2 separate regions of the Homo sapiens genome follow, and region 2 is linked to region 1. Evidence: chromatin contacts called from ENCODE Hi-C or POLR2A ChIA-PET data. All regions are on one chromosome and are shown on one strand. Each heading gives the region's core, a stretch centred on a gene start or an enhancer-like site at or near the end of the contact. The rest is flanking DNA. Distances are from core to core; before and after follow the strand shown. Region 1 holds the start of MYCN (MYCN proto-oncogene, bHLH transcription factor). Region 2 overlaps LOC107985855 (a long non-coding RNA gene).

Region 1 (2,660 bases), core at 115-2,614:
GATCAGGGTTGTTTTTGGAGAGTTTGGAGGGCAGGGGCAATAATGTCTGACCCCCTGCAAACAAATACACCTGTAAGAAAAGCTAGACCAGAGTGAAGTAAAGCCAGGATTTGATGGTGGCGGGAAGGGAAGGGGCCAATGCTGCTGCTGGACAGAGGGGTGTTATTTTCCCCAGAAGAATAGCATGTCGTGGTCATCATCATAATAATAGCTGACACAACTATTATGGGCTGGGGACTTATAAGAGCTTTCATAACTCTCAGGTAGGAGGCACTACGAACTCCATTTCACAATTGAGGAAACTGAGGCACAAAGAAACGAAGTAGTGACAGCAGCTTTCCTTTTTCCCTTCAACAGTTTGGAATCAAGCTGTTTGAGCCGAGGCTGGGTCTCAGGAGGTGTGGACAGCACTTCCATCTCGGTAAATCAGATTCGCCTGCCCATAACTGGGGAGAATGGTGGCTTTGAAAAGGTTAACTTGGGAGCCCTGGGGACGGCTGCAGGGAACGTACGCCCATTCCCCCTAGGAAGCAGAGCCAGGCCGCCTCCTCCTCCGCAGTGGTGAGGACGCGTGGACAGTCCCGCGGGGGCGGCGGGAGACCTGCGGAGTGGCCGCACTCCAGGTCCGCGCCAAGGCCGGGCAGCTCCGCTTTCTGCTCAGTCTCCGCGAGGTGTCGCCTTCGGCCGAAGAAACCACCGCGGCGCCACCCTCGTAGCTCGCACTTATTTATTTATTTATTTTCAAACAAGGGGGGCGCCCCTCTTCTTTCAATTTGAAACTGGAAACATCCAGAGGTCTTGTTCCTAAGGGGGCGCGTCCTCTCCCTGCTATTTTGCACCTTCGGACTAGCCTTCTTTCGTAATTACACAGGAGCAACCTCCCTGCAAGGCCTTGCTCAACGTTGGCCTCGCGCTCAGCTGCACAACACGCAGTCAAAGCGGGGGCTGGGTTAGAAGCATCGGTCTCCCCTCCCCAACACACACCCCCGGAGCCCTCCGTAATTTTTTTTTCTTTTAATGACAAGCAATTGCCAGGCTCGCAGGGTGGGTGCTGCATTGCACCGCTCCGCGCGCAGCTGGTTCTCAGAGTGCAGCCGGTGCAAGCCCGGGGGTCCAAAAGGGCGGGAGGAGCACACCCTGGGCTTCCCAGCTTTGCAGCCTTCTCTCTGCAAAGAAAAGCAAGTGGCTTTTGGCGCGAAAGCCTTGGCGCCTCCCCTGATTTTTATGGAAATCAGGAGGGCGGGGTAAAGCCGCTTTCCTCTCCTTTCTCCCTCCCCCTTGTCTGCGCCACAGCCCCCTTCTCTCCCCGCCCCCCGGGTGTGTCAGATTTTTCAGTTAATAATATCCCCCGAGCTTCAAAGCGCAGGCTGTGACAGTCATCTGTCTGGACGCGCTGGGTGGATGCGGGGGGCTCCTGGGAACTGTGTTGGAGCCGAGCAAGCGCTAGCCAGGCGCAAGCGCGCACAGACTGTAGCCATCCGAGGACACCCCCGCCCCCCCGGCCCACCCGGAGACACCCGCGCAGAATCGCCTCCGGATCCCCTGCAGTCGGCGGGAGGTAAGGAGCAGGGCTTGCAAACCGCCCGGCGCCCAGGGAAGCGACGAGCGCCGGGGCAAGGCAAGCCCTGGACGGGATTGCGACGTGCGCACCGGGCGCCCTAATATGCCCGGGGGACTGTTTCTGCTTCCGAAACAAAACCATCTCTGGGTTTTCCCAGAAAAGCCAGTTCCAGCCCCGAAGGCATCCTGGCTAGAGGAGACCCGCCCTAATCCTTTTGCAGCCCTTACCGGGGGGAGTAATGGCTTCTGCGAAAAGAAATTCCCTCGGCTCTAGAAGATCTGTCTGTGTTTGAGCTGTCGGAGAGCCGGTGCGTCCCCACCCCAGGCTGGGGTTCTTCTCCAAAGGGTGCCCCTGGAGGAAGAAGAGGGGGGGATTAGGCAGGGCGAGGCCGCCGCGGTCGCAATCTGGGTCACGGCTGCTCCAGCTTGGAGGAGAGGCGGCTCTCCCGGCGACCCTCCTCGCGCGGGCGCCCCTGCCATTCCCGGGAACAGGGGCTCAGCCTCTCCCTCCCTGGAAGAGGACGTTGTCGTGGGTTTGGAAGAGCAGGGGTGGGCTTAGAGAGCTTCCAATTAAGCTATTGGCAGGAGTATCCCTGCAGCGGGTGAATGCCGAGGGGCGTTTGCTCAAATTTGGGGAGGGGAAGGATTTGTGGATATGGGTGTCTGTTGTTGGTCTCTGTCTAGAGAAAGGCTTTTTTTTATTTGCAAAGTTTTCTAAATCCCCTGCTATCATTTGCACTCCTGAGGTTGCATTTTTACAAAGGGGGTAGAAGGTACTCCAAATACCATTCCCGGTAGCTGGGTCGGAGAGCCTGGGGCTTCCCCTGAGCAGCCGGCCCCACACCGCTGCGAGTGCGGTTGTCTGCGTGCTCGTGAGAGCTAGAATTCTGCAGCCAGGAACAGCCCCCTCCCCCAGGCAGTGCCTTGTGTGAATGAAATGGCAGTTTCCAAAGTTGCGGAGCCTCGCCACCACCCCCTGCATCTGCATGCCCCCTCCCACCCCCTGTCGTAGACAGCTTGTACACAAAAGGAGGGCGGGAGGGAGGGAGCGAGAGGCACAACTTCCTCCACCTTCGGGAGCAGTGGGCAGAGTGGGGGGC
Region 2 (2,660 bases), core at 116-2,615, 470 kb after region 1:
GTGCTTTAGATACAGTACTGCATTGAACATTGCAGCAACATGACAGGCTTGTTGTCATTATTTCCATTTCACAGATGAGGAAGAGGAGCTTTAGGAAAGGATATAAATCTACTCCCAAAGTTGTACACAGAGAACGGTGGAGTTGGGATCGAACTTGCATCTCTGCGGACAACCTCATTGTTAGAAAAAAAGCAAGTGAAAATATTCTGTTTTCAGGATATTCTCTGAAATTCTGTTCCTTTCCCACGTGCCCAGCTTTTGCCTGCACTGAAATTATTAAACTGACAAGGGGGGCAGGTGGGTAGAATGCAGATACTATTGCTTTCAGAGAATCCAGCTCCATTGGGCAATCCTTTCTTACTGTCTCAGCCGGGAGAAAGAGCCCCTAGCCAGAGGGAATCAAATACTTTTCAAATGTCTCATTAAAATAAAAAGGTGATTCTTGCATTGGTCCTGTGATAAAGACTACAAAGCAGCACCATGAAAACTCCCTGGTTTACCCTTCTGAATAGGCCTCAGCTCCAGCAGCAGAATGAATTAGCGGCCACCCCATTATCTGTAACCCTTAGAGAGCGCAACCCAGGCTTTGATCTGCCAGTGTCAAGGAAACTGATAAAAACTCGTTCTGTTTCTAAGCTTTCCAGGCCTGAAATTCTCTTTTCCCTTCAGCACGCTATAAATGACCCTCTGAAGTGGCTAGGCATTCTTTCACAGTCTTGTTTCCAATCTATTCATAACCACGGTTATCAATTATTATACCAGCTGGAATTTCTGAGGGCCAGGAGGCTGTCAGGAGCTCTAATTGTGGTTCAGGGATAAAAGCAAAAACACACAAATTTTAACCAATCATAATTAACTTATTCTCCAAGTGCAAGGAAAAAAGAACCCCCCCCCCAAAACAAAACAACACAAAACCAAGGCCTATGAATCCCCTCCACTAATCACTCTTGAAAGCAGCCAGGAAGGGGGAGAGGGACTCTTTTATTACCATGGTCGCTCCTGATTGGCTCCCAGAGGAGGAGTGGGGCCAACTGGCAACCAGAGAAGTTCTTAAATCATCAGGGCTTTTTTTTTAATCTTAAAAAACCCTCATTTTTCAAAGTAGCATGATGTTTTCCAAGCTCCTGACAGAGCTTTGAATAAAGAGGCATCAATTTCTCATTGAACCCAAACAACTGACTGAGTGGCCCAAAATATTTCACTAAAAAGAAGTGCAGTGGCAGCTATCACATTAATAAAGGAGGCGCGTGTGACCTGGAAGGAGGCCCCGAGTCATCCGATCCCCAGGCGCAAGGTTAGGCAACAGGTTGAGCTGGGGAAAGCCTTACTTAGCACAGTCCCGGCACTTAGTAGGTGCTCAAGGGGCTAGCTCCTGTCCCCGCCCTGCTCCCTTCTTAGACTGGCCAACAGCCAGATGTCTTGGAGGCATCTGGCTAGTGGCAACGGCATCTGAATGGAAGGCCCATGATGTCATGGAAAAGGCACGGCTTTGGAGTGTGACAGCTCTTCGTTTTTAAGCCTCTCTGAGACTCAGTGTCCTCTCTTACAATGGTGATAGCAGGCCCAATTTGTAGAGTTGCTATGGGGGCAAGGGATAAAGCTCTTAGCAAAGTGCCTGACATAAGGTGGGTGCTAAGTAAATGTTTGCTGTGGCTCCCGATGCTGCTTTGGGGATATGTGGTCACTTCTGGCACAGGGCTTCAAAGACCACCTCCTCTTTCTATATTGCCTTTCAGCATCTGCACAGAATTCTTCTGCAATCCTTGTTAGGAAAGCAGATCAGAGGAAGGGTTAGAGTCGTCTTATAGCAAACATGCTGGGGAAGGACATCAAAAGAAGAGACAAAACAGCATTTTCCAGGACAAAGAAAAGAAGGCATTAATGAAACGATTAAGCAATATCATTCTTTCCATGTAGAGCATCTGGTTACAGAAAACCATATTTTTGCTTTCATCACTGGTATTTAGCACTGCGAAAGCACTGAAGAAGATCTCACCAGTGTGTATTTATATTGTGTTATGAGATCAAGAATCCAAGTGTATTTGTAACATTTGTTGATAGAATTGCAGCCCAAGGAGCTTGAGACTTTGATATATAAAAGATGTGAAGTATTCTCTTGGTAGTTTTTGTTCACAGAAGCAGACATAACCATGTCCTAAAATTTTTTCACAAAGGAGCATTTTCTTGAAATATTTACATACACGGTAGAAGAGAATATTTTCAAAACATGCTCCTCCTTGGGTCTAAGTTGGAGGATAGATCATCAGGATAATTAGTTTTAGCTGTCCCAAGAGTCAACCCCCCCCCCCACCCCCAATTGAAATAGCTTAACACAAGAAGAGTTATTCCTCACTCAGCTCACTCAGGTGACATCAGATGAGGGTGAGCATCCTTACTCCATCTTGTGGCCATGATGTGAGGACTATTCATCCAAGATTTTGACAACCTAGTAAGAGGCATACATTCCTGGGATAGCTTCAGCCACAAGTGATATAAATTACTTCCATTCATTCTGACCAAAACTGTGAATATGACCCTATTCTAATCACAAGGGAAACTGGAAAATGTAGGGGAGCACATGAAATATTTGCTGAGCAGAAATGGTCTCTGCCATAAGAAACATTAGAGATGGTCCCTTGGCTCTGTACCCATGGCATAGG

Evidence for each region. Hi-C counts contacts between places; a loop is a spot of excess contacts on that map. ChIA-PET counts read pairs that join two places held with the same protein, here RNA polymerase II (POLR2A). Pooled maps may share reads with other maps.
Region 2: a loop to region 1 is called in a pooled map, with 12 times the contacts of the local background. The contact joins the enhancer-like site here to the promoter of MYCN in region 1. A Hi-C loop is called at or near these places in 1 of 168 maps with a recorded cell type or tissue (Caco-2) and 5 of 50 pooled maps. POLR2A ChIA-PET finds 5 or more read pairs at or near these places in 2 of 52 experiments (A549 and Caco-2).

The regions. Positions count from the first base shown.
Region 1 is chr2:15,939,186-15,941,845 of GRCh38, forward strand. It overlaps MYCN (MYCN proto-oncogene, bHLH transcription factor), which reads left to right and starts at 1,365. Exons shown (of 3, transcript NM_005378.6): 1 at 1,365-1,558. MYCNOS (MYCN opposite strand) reads right to left here and starts at 2,500. Exons shown (of 4, transcript NR_110230.2): 1 at 2,347-2,500; 2 at 1,789-1,912. RefSeq lists an enhancer at 963-1,493.
Region 2 is chr2:16,406,131-16,408,790 of GRCh38, forward strand. The region is part of intron 2 of LOC107985855 (a long non-coding RNA gene); the gene reads left to right. Among named protein-coding and RNA genes, the nearest start is that of CYRIA, 260 kb to the right of the region's middle. Within about 2 kb of position 1,366, at least 2 of the 41 ENCODE cell types and tissues checked have a DNase peak (open chromatin) inside an H3K27ac peak, as active enhancers do.